2 separate regions of the Homo sapiens genome follow, and region 1 is linked to region 2. A link is a contact called in ENCODE Hi-C or POLR2A ChIA-PET data. All regions are on one chromosome and are shown on one strand. Each heading gives the region's core, a stretch centred on a gene start or an enhancer-like site at or near the end of the contact. The rest is flanking DNA. Distances are from core to core; before and after follow the strand shown. Region 1 overlaps HERC2 (HECT and RLD domain containing E3 ubiquitin protein ligase 2). Region 2 overlaps HERC2 (HECT and RLD domain containing E3 ubiquitin protein ligase 2).

Region 1 (5,322 bases), core at 1,183-3,682, 160 kb after region 2:
AAAATCACAACAAATCTTTATCAAACATTTGTGCCAGGCACTGACTTAGGAGCTTCAAATGCATTACTTCATGTCAGTTGCACAGCAACTCTCTAAGTACTTTCACTTATTTTATATATAATTTTAATTATTTACATTATATTATACTTATTCCTCTTTTTTTTTTTTTTTTTTTGGTTTGAGATGGAGTCTCACCCTGTCACCCAGGCTAGAGTGGTGGTGCAATCTTGGCTTACTGCAAGCTCCGCCTCCTGGGTTCACGCCATTCTCCTGCCTGAGCTTCCCGAGTAGCTGGGACTACAGGTGCCCACCACCACGCCCAGCTAATTTTTTTGTATCTTTAGTAGAGACGCTGTTTCACCGTGTTAGCCAGCATGGTCTCGATCTCCTGACATCATGATCCACCCACCTCAGCCTCCCAAAGTGCTGGGATTAGGCGTGAGCCACTGCTCCCAGCCACTTATTCCTACTTTATACATGAGAGGCCCAAGGTGAGACAAAGTGATTTGTGTAGAGTCAGAGATAAAGCCAAAATTGATACCCAGACAGACTGAAAAACTTCTCTGTCAGAAGATCTAGAAACGGTAAAGGGAGATCTTCAAACTGAAGGAAAACGATAACACAAGGCAGCTGGGACAGAAACAAAACCTTAAGGGCCCATAATGGTAAAATGTAAGTTAACATAAAAAACTTTTTTCTGGCCAGCCATGGTGGCTCTTTGGGAGGCCGAGGTGGGTGGATCACCTGAGGTCAGGAGTTCGAAACCAGCCTGACCAACATGACGAAACCATGTCTCTACTCAAAAATACAAAATTAGCCAGGTGTGGTGGCGTATGCCTGTAATCCCAGCTACTCGGGAGGCTGAGCCAGAATCGTTTGAACCCAGGAGGGAGGCAGAGGCTGCAGTGAGCCAAGATCATGCCATTGCACTCCATCCTGGCAGCCTGGGCAACAAGACCAAAACTCCGACTCAAAAAAAAAAAAAAAAAGAGGCCAGGTGTGGTGGCTCACACCTATAATCCTATAATCCCAGCACTTAAGGGTGGCTGAGGCACGTGGATCACCTAAGGTCAGGAGTTCAAGGCGAGCCTGGCAAACACAGTGAAACCCTGTCTCTACTAAAAATACAAAAACATTAGCCAGGCACGGTGGTGCCTGCCTGTAATCCCAGCTACTAGGGAGGCTGAGGCAGGAGACTCGCTTGAACCCACGTGGGGGAGGTTGCAGTGAGCTGAGATTGTGCCATTACACTCCAGTCTGGGCAACAACAGCAAAACTCCATCTCAAAAAAAAAAAAAAAAGACTTTTTTTTCTCTTTTCAAATTTGAGGGGAAAAAATGTAATTGCCTATTTAAAGCAAAAACAAAAACATCATATTGTGGGGTTTATACCATGTTTCACTTGGACATGACACAGCAACACTGCCAACCAAGAACATGTCAGAAGCAGGAAGCTACAGTCAGAGCACTGCCCCGCAGCTCAGGCAGTGTAATACCATTTGAGAGTGGACAGTGACAAGTGAAAGATGTAACTGAAAACGCCAGAGATGATAGATTTAAACCCAAGTAGTCTAAAGATTCCAAATAAAAAACAGAGGTTGCCAGGGTGAATAAAGAAGCAAGACCTAATTATATGATACCTGAAAGAAATGCACTTTACACATACACAAAGGTTGAAAGTGAAAAAAGCTAAACTTGGCAAACACACCACGCAAACACCAAATCAGAAGAAAGGAGAGTAGTCAGACCAAGGTGACTTCACAACAAAGAATGTCACTGGAGATAAAGGGGGTCAAATTTACAAATATGATGTAAAAATCCTAAAAGTGCATGCACCTTATAACATTCTCAAATACATGAAGCAAAACCTGCAGAGCTGAGAGAAAATAATCCATAATTAGCATGAGAGATTTCAATCCTCCTCAGAAGAAAGAGGAACTAAGCAGTGAAACTGCTCTTCATGCCTCCCCAGCACGATGGAGATACTCCTGGGAAATAAAGCCAGTCGCTGGAGCTGATCTCCCCAGAACGCTGAGACTGGCTTCTCTATAAATAAATGACTGGTATTCGCTAAGAGAAGTGTCCTTATCTATGAAATGTTTTTAGCAAGATGTGGTTAGTTTAGGATTGTGTTTGGTAAACATACCTAAAATCCATGGACTTACGGGACATGGCTCCCTGGAAAACGTTCCCTAAGGTGTATAAACTATCTGACTACAAAAGGGAAACACTGCACATCCTTAATGCTCCTTGTGCAGTGAGAGGACGACACACCTCAGTGAGAGGATGACACGCCGCAGTGAAAGGACGACACATCTGAGAGGAAGACACACCTCAGTGAGAGGACTACACACCTCAGTGAGAGGATTACACACCTAAGTGAGAGGACCACACACCTCAGTGAGAGGACAACACACCTCAGTGAGAGGTCTCATCTCTCAGGCGGGGTTCAAAGAGGACGGACCTGCAGGAGTTGCACAGACTCTCCCACATCTCTCCCCACTTTGCCTGAGCACACAAGTGAGGATATAACTTGTATCTTTAAAGTTACTAAATAATCAGGTACGGGTAAGATCTCTGAGATTCATGTCAAACTAATGCAGTAAGCCAACCTTGTGTGTTAGTTCAACTCCTCTCCTAACAGTGAATAGAACAAGTAGGCAGAAAATTATTTCAAGTCAAGGATACCTGAACACTATCAACTTGATCTCATTAAGCTTTACAGAGCAGCAAAACACACTTTTTTTTTTTGAGATGTAGTCTCGCTTTGTCACCCAGACTAAAGTGCAGGGGTGCAATCAAGATTACAGGCACCCACCACCACACCCAGCTAATTTTTGTATGTTTCATAGAGACAGGGTTTCACCATGTTGGCCAGGCTGGTCTCAAACTCCTGACCTCAAGTAATCCACCCACCTCAGCCTCCCAAAGTGTTGGGATTACAGGCATGAGCCACCACACACAGCTACATTCTTATTATGTGTGCATGAAACATTCCACAGAATACACCATATTCTGGGGCTTCAGACAAGCCTCAACATTGAAATCACAGAATATGTTCTCTGACTACAACTAATTTAGAAATTAACAGGAGATATTTGAAAATCCCCAAATACTTGGAAATGAAATAACAATTTCCAAATAATAAGCGGGTAAAAGAAGAAATTAAAAGGGAAATTAGAAAATATTTTCAACTGAATGAAGATGAAAATGAATAAACATTTCCAAATTTGTGAAATGTGGCTAAACAATGCTTAGAGGGAAATTTATATTATAGTTTTGAACACTTGTTAGAAAAGACAAAAAATCTAAAGTCAATGATCTAAGCCTTTGCCTTAAGAAACTAGGAAAGACAGAAGAGCAAATGGAACCCAAAGCCAGCAGAAAAAAGGAAATAATAAAGAGTAAAGCAGAAATCAATGAAAAAGAAAACAAAATCAATAAAACCAACAACTGGTTCTTTGAAAAAACTCAAATTGATAACTTCTGGGAAGACTGATCCAAACGGAAAGAGAGAAAATACAAGGCACATTTCAGCACATTTCTGGATAACAGGTAGTACATGCTGGTACTTACTACATGCAAGATAATAGCATACGCACTTTGTCTGGCCTACTGTGCTGATCCTATAATAACCTACGAGGTAGGTACTACTATTAACCCCAAATACGAATTTTTTTTTAAGAAACAGAGACCCTGTCACCCAGGCTGGAGTGTAGAGGCACAATCATAGATCACTGCAGCCGCAAACTGCTGGCCTCAAGCAATTCTCTCACCTCAGCATCCCAAAGTGCTGGGATTACAGGCGTGAGATACCATGGCAGGCGTCACAAATTATTTTTATATATGTACATTTACATATGTATGTCCATGCAAGGAAAAAAAACCCTGAATATCCACACCGAAGGGATAATAGTGGCTAACTCTTAGAGGAAAGCTGAAACTGGGGTGGGCAGTCAGGTGAAATTTCTGCTTTTATAATCTATACATTTTTATAAGAAATATTCTATGTATATTTTTAATTGGAATGAAAATGCATTAGACATTTAAAAAATTGAATTACACAAAAAAAAGTAAGCAAAGAATAAATGTATGGGTTTTACTGGGCTGGATAAAGGGAAGAGATTATGAAAGTCCATCCATGATAAAGAACTCCTATAACCCAAAACAAAAACCTCAATTAAAAAATGGAATTAGCCGGGTGTGGTGGTGCACGCCTGTAGTCCCAGCTACTCGGAAGGCTGAGGCAGGAGAATGGCATGAACCCGGGAAGCGGAGGTTGCAGTGAGCCAAGATCACGCCACTGTACTCCAGCCTGGGCGACAGAACAAGACTCCGTCTCAAAGGAAAAAAAAAAAAAAAAAAAAAAAAAAGAGGCAAAAGGGCCAGGTGCAGTGGCTCATGCCTGTAATACTAGCACTTTAGGAGGCCAAGGTGGGTGGATCACCTGAGGTCAGGAGTTCAAGACCAGCCTGGCTAACATAGTGAAACTTCGTCTCTACTAAAAATACAAAAAATTAGCCAGGCATGGTGGCGGACACCTGTAATCCCAGCTACTCGGGAGGATGAGGCAGGAGAATCACTTGAACCTGGGAGGTGGAGATTGCAATGAGCCAAGATTGCACCACTGCACTCCAGCCTGGGCAACAAGAGCCAAACTCCATCTCCAAAAAAAAAAAAAAAAAAAAAAACCAGGCAAAGTATTTGAATAGACATTTCTCCAGTGAATGTATACAAATGGTCAATAAGCATGTAAAAAGATGCTCAGCATGACTACTCAACAGGGAAATGCAAATCAAAACAATGAGATGCTGTACCTACTCACACAAATTAGGATGGCTATCATCAGAAAACAAAAAGTGTTGGTGAGGGTGTGGAGAAATGGGAACCTTAGTATACCGCTGCAAGAATATAAAACAATGTAGCCACTGTGGAAAACAGTTTACTGCTTCCTCAAACAGTTACACGTAGTGCCAGGTGCGATGGCTCACACCTGAAATCTCAGCAACTCAGGAGTGTGAGGCAGGGAGATCCCTTGAAGCCAGGAGTATAAGACCAGCCTGGGCAACACAGTGAGATTCTGTCTCTAATTAGTCAAGCGTGATGGCTGGGCAACAATGTGAATATACTTCATGCCAATGAACTCTACACATAAAAATGGTTAAAACGGTAAGTTTTATGGTATGTATATTTTACCACAATATTTAAATTTTTTATTTACTTTTTTTAAAATTGTTACCAAAAAAATACTAAGAATCCATCCAAGTTATTTAGAAAGGGAGCGTCAGATCAACCTTTCCAAAGTGCCAAAATTCACAAGATT
Region 2 (5,579 bases), core at 2,158-4,657:
ACACACAGCACCAACGCTCCCTGCCCTTCAGCTGGTGTTGACCTAGTTGTCAACTTTACATATGACCTAGACATGAATGTCTGCTTTAGGTATGACCTAAACATGAATACATGCTAATTACACATCCAAAGAGGCGAGTATACTTCCCAGGACTCTCCACAGCCCCTGTTGGCCACCAGGCCTCTTCTAGTGAGAGACACACAACTCTGGTCTTAAGCCTCCAACAGTGTTAGTTCTCAGGACTAGGCATGAACAGCAGCAGTTCTCCATCAGAATAATATTAGAACAGATAGCAATATCCCGAACATCCCAAATCCATCTAATATTAAAACACATAGCAATATCCCTAACATTCCAAATTGCTCTTGCATGCGAAACAGAAAAGAAAAAGTCTGTTTTATTTATTTTATACTTTTTTTTTTGAGACAGGGTCTCACACTCTGTTGCCCAGGCTGGAGTAAACTGGCATGATCACGGTTCACTGCAGCCTCAACCTCCCCAGCTCAAGTGATCCTCCCACCTCATCTCCCAAAGTGTTGGGATTACATGCATGAACCACTGTGATGAAGTCTCACTTTGTCGCCCAGGCTGGAATGCAGTGGTGCGATCTCAAGCTCACCGCAACCTCCGCCTCCCGGGTTCGAGCGATTCTCCGGCCTCAGCCTCCTGAGTAGCTAGGCTCACAGGCACGCACCACCATGCCCAGCTAATTTTTGTATTTTTAGCAGAGACAGGGTTTCACCATGTGGGTCAGGCTGGTCTCGAACTCCTGACTTGGTGATCCACCTGAAAATCTATGTTTTTAAAATCAAAACCACAATGTGATACCACCTCACTCCTGCAAGAATGGCCATAATAAAATAAGAATAAAAAAAAATAGATGTTGGTATGGATGTGGTGAAAAGGGAACACTTATACTGCTGGTGGGAACAGAAACCAGTACAACACATTGAGATTTTCCCCCACTAGAGGGCGATAAAAACTAACAACAAGCTATCTGTGAAAACGCGTTGTGATGGAAAGCATTTTCCACGCTCCACTATGGAAAAGTATGGAGATTCCTCAAAGAACTAAAAGTAGATCTACCATTTGATCCAGCAATCCCACCACTAGGTACCTACCCAGAAGAAAAGACGTCATTATTTGAAAAAACACTTGCACACACATGTTTATAGCAGCACAATTTGCAATTACACAAATATGGAACCAGCTCCAAAGCCCATCCATCAATGAGTGGATAAAGAAAATGTGGTATATATACACCATGGAATACTACTAGCCATAAAAAGGAATGAAATGATTGCATTTGCCACAACCTGGATGGGACTAGAGACCATTATTCTAAGTAAAGTAACTCAGGAACGGAAAACCAAACCATATGTTCTCATGCGATGAGGATGCAACGGCATAAGAATGACACAATGGACTTTGGAGACTCGGGGGAAAGGGTAGGAGAGGAGTGAGGGATAAAAGACTACACATTGGGTACTGTGTACACTACTTGGGTGATGGGAGCACCCACCTCTCAGACATCACCTCTAAAGAGCTTATTCATGTAACCAAACACCACCTGTTCGCCAAAAACTTGTTGAAATAAAAATAAATTTAAAAAATAACATAAAAAAAGAACATGCCGTTTCTGTTCATATCCTAAACATAAGATTCACCATTCGCAAGAATCATCACACTTTTCAGTGCACCGTGTGGGACCTCAACCAAGAAATACCACCGGAAAATATTCTCAGGCAAGGTCCCTGGTGACCAGGATGGAAACAAGGCTCATGTTCTCTGGAGACACCATCAGGATTGTCAAATCCAGAGAGACTCCTCGGGTGTCTGGAAAGTGTGACGCCTGCGTGGTCAAGGGCAGTGTACTTGTCTCCTGCCCCTGCCTGCTCTCCACACGTTGGTCCTAAAGCCACGAGGCGGGTGTCGCACACACAAGGTGAGGAGGGTGTCTCTGCAGACGCAGCTGGGCATAGGGAATGAGTCTGTGAGAGTGAGGAGGGCTTCCACCCAGGTGCTAGCTCCGAGGGGAGTCAGCCAAGACCCCCACATGCAAGGGGAGGAGCCACACAGGGGAGGATGAGATGCTGGTTATGCACGGGGGGAGTGGCCAAATCGCCAGAAAAGAAAGGATCTGCAAGGTTGCCATGAGAAAACTGGAATGAACCCTGTGGATCCAAACTGGACCTGGGGATACTGGTGTGAACTCACAGTTTTCAACAGACATCAAACATAAACCAGGGTATTGTTTACATTACTATTCCCTGGCTTTGTCCACTGAGGAGGTCTGGGGAGCGGTGACGCCTCAATAGCAATGAGCACACCCATCATCCAGACCTTGTCTTCTCAAGGCCATTCTCCTCCACAGATGCCAGGGCTCCTTGGAGAAATGGCCAGGTCGAGGCGTGGGGCATGGCGGGAACAAGTGGAGGCTAATCATCTTCTTCTGCCAGAGCAAGGAAGTACTCCCAGACAACGGGGACACACAAAAAGGGGGCAGAGCCAGCCAAATAGAGCACAACTAGAGCATCAAAATAAATAGACTATATACCCCAATGAATACATTAGGATCCATGATTCCCACTCAGATAAAACAAATACATGAATTGATTCAAAGCTGCATGAGAAAGGAATATTTAAATAGATTCAGGATGTCCCTACTAAATACTTGTTAATTATAAAGAATGTTCGCAGTGAAAAGCATGGCAGACAATGTAACCAAGCAACTGTAGTGAGCATCATCAGCAAGCAGACAAACTGCATGTCACCTGCAAGGATGAACTGTGACGATCAAAGACACACAACCCGAATCTACGCAGAAACATCGCAAAAAATCCAAACAGAAGAATGTGCTACAAAATAACTGGTGTCAAGTTGCAAGAAGCCCAGGAAGACGAGGAAGTGAAACGATGATGCCAGGCACTGAGAGAGTGTCACAGGACAGAGGGTACAGCTTGCCAGCTGACTGGCAGGCAATGTGCTGCAAATGGGCATGGGCGTCAGGCGGGGTGGGGGAGTGTGAACTGGCTGGCAGGACGAGCCTCCCTGTTTGTGGGAAACACACTGAAAAGCTCAGGACGCGGCAGCAGGACAGCAACTCACTCTCATGTGGACTGGGATAAGCAAGTTCTAGGTAATGTACTTCCAACTGGTTTGCTTCCAACTGTGATTTGTCTCAAAATTTAAAAGAATTAAATAAGTCAAATAAAAAGTTCTGGATCAAGAACTACAATGTCCTTCCACTACAGGCCACAGAAGTTGCTCATTCATCCATGAGCCTCTTCCCTCAATGAAATGATTAAAGGGTGCATGCTTATATAATTCACCAAAGGCTTTAACGAGGAGCACAGTTTGTGCGAAGGCCATGTTAATGAAAGATGGCGCCCACGTTTTTCACTGCTGCCATAACACATCCCCACAGCCCGGCTGGCTTAAACAACACACACTTAGGATCCTTTCGCTCTGCAGGTGAGAAGCCCCGCATGGGTCTGTCTCCCTTCCCAGAGGCCCCAGGGGAGAGTTTCCTTGCTCATTCAGACACAGCTCAGTTCTCTGTGGGACTGAGGTCCAGGTTCCTTGCTGGCTGAGCTATTCCCAGCTTCCAGGGGCCACCCCATTCCCCAGCCCTGTTCCTCCACGAAAGCCAGCAACAGAGGGTAGAGAGCTCTCAGACTTTGAAAATCTTTCTACTACCTCTTCAGTCACATCTCTGACTGACTCTTCTGCCTCCTTTTCTGATCAAAGGGTCTGTGTGATTACACTGGGCCCACTAAATAATCCAGAATAATCTCCATATCATCAAGTCAGCTGACTCACAAACTTCATTTGACCTGAAAAGTCCCTTTTGCCATTGTGTTGGGGTTCCCCGGACCGCCCCACGCTCCTGATTCTCCAGCATGACTTACAAGACTCAGCATACACTCCTCCTCACAGTTACAGTGTATTATGGCAAGAGGACACAGAGTAAGACCAGCACAGGGATGGGGACCTGTGGCAAAGCAGTGGGGGAACCAGGAGCAAGCTTCCAGAGTCCTCTCCCACAGGAGCCACACAGGACGAGCTTAACTGCCCCGGCACTGAGCTGTGTCAGGTGCTGTCTGCCGGGAAGCTGGGTAGAGACTCCAGGCCCAGGGTTTCCATCAGGGCTGATCACACAGGCACCCCCTGCCTGGCGCGTACCAAGTTCCAGACCAAGGAAAGCAGATTTCAGCACAGAACATGTCGCTTGTACAGACAGTTCAGGCACAGTGAACCACACCTACCACCTAGGGAACAGGGGATCCCTCCCGAAACCCAGGTTCCCAGACACCAGCAGAGGGCCAAGCCTGCAGCAGGTCTGTCTAAGGACACGTCTCAGGCTGGCTGCTAGCTCTGTTCTGCACAGCCCAGTAATAAGTAATAAATAGAACTCATTCACAGGTTTAACAGCAGGGGCTGAAGATGACAGGGCCAAAGCCCTGCTGACTGCAGATAGATTCTCAGGACACAGTATAAGCCTCTGCCTCCTTTTTTTTTTTTTTTTTGAGACAGTCTTGCTCTGTCACCAGGCTGGAGTGCAATGGCACGATCTTGGCTCACTGCAACCTCCACCTCCCGGGTTCAAGTGATTCTCCTGCCTCAGCCTCTTGAGTAGCTGAGATGCAGGCGCGCGCCACCATGCCCAGCTAATTTTTGTATTTTTAGTAGAGATGATGTTTACCGTGTAGGCCAGGCTGGTCTCGATCTCTTGACCTCGTGATCCGCCTGCCTCAGCCTCCCAAAGTGCTGGGGCAACAGGAGTGAGCCACCACACCTGGCCTGTGCCCCCTTTTAAGGCTGCGCATGTCCTTCATGCTCAACCCTCTTAGATTCACAGGCCTCAGTCCTGCGGCACTGAGCCCCTACCTACCATCCTCTGTGCAGCACACACAGTGCAGGGAGCCAGTGGCGATGGCGATGACTTTCTTCCCCTGCAACCCTTGGACCTGCCGAGGCCTTCGAACATGGTCATCTGATCCATGGCCCAACCTGTGATAATCGCCTTTGCCCCTGCACACAAAGGAAGCATGGAAATTATGGGGCAAGGTGATCTCACTGACCACCCTGACCAGCCTCCTGGGCAGCCTCTGCTGTTCAGGACACAACCATAGCCTGCTGCAGAAGCTACATTCCCATCCATGAAAAGGTGGTGCACATACCCCAATAAAAATCTGGTTTTAGTGGGTTTAAACAAACAGAATCTTGCGTACCAGGTATAAACAGCTCCAGATTTGGTAAGGGCAACAGAAAACTGGGATCCGCATTCCACTTTAACTACTCCAAGACCAGTAAGAGAATCAATCTAGAGGGGGAAAAGGTTCAATTAGACAGACAGCAACAAGGCTCCTGCTGACTGCTATAACCACACTGAGATTTAACTAAATCTAGTAAGAATTCTGAAAACTTGTACCCATGATGAATAATTAGTGCAACATAAAATCATATTCCACTTAATCTCAGCACTCTCAGGAGGCAGGCGGGACCGTGACTGACAGCACACCCGTTGGCACACTGTGGCCCGGTGGGACCCAGCACAGGGCACCAGAAATGGGAGC

What was found. A loop is a pair of places that touch in the nucleus more often than their neighbours do. ChIA-PET counts read pairs that join two places held with the same protein, here RNA polymerase II (POLR2A). Pooled maps may share reads with other maps.
Region 1: a loop to region 2 is called in a pooled map, with 2.7 times the contacts of the local background. The contact joins two enhancer-like sites. A Hi-C loop is called at or near these places in 2 of 50 pooled maps. POLR2A ChIA-PET finds 5 or more read pairs at or near these places in 3 of 52 experiments (H1, OCI-LY7 and activated CD8-positive, alpha-beta memory T cell).

What each region holds. Positions count from the first base shown.
Region 1 is chr15:28,287,564-28,292,885 of GRCh38, forward strand. The region is part of intron 4 of HERC2 (HECT and RLD domain containing E3 ubiquitin protein ligase 2); the gene reads right to left. Among named protein-coding and RNA genes, the nearest start is that of HERC2, 32 kb to the right of the region's middle. RefSeq lists an enhancer at 4,547-5,090. Within about 2 kb of position 2,433, at least 2 of the 41 ENCODE cell types and tissues checked have a DNase peak (open chromatin) inside an H3K27ac peak, as active enhancers do.
Region 2 is chr15:28,125,269-28,130,847 of GRCh38, forward strand. HERC2 (HECT and RLD domain containing E3 ubiquitin protein ligase 2) reads right to left here. Exons shown (of 93, transcript NM_004667.6): 82 at 5,235-5,326; 83 at 4,895-5,034. Among named protein-coding and RNA genes, the nearest start is that of OCA2, 29 kb to the left of the region's middle. Within about 2 kb of position 3,408, at least 3 of the 41 ENCODE cell types and tissues checked have a DNase peak (open chromatin) inside an H3K27ac peak, as active enhancers do.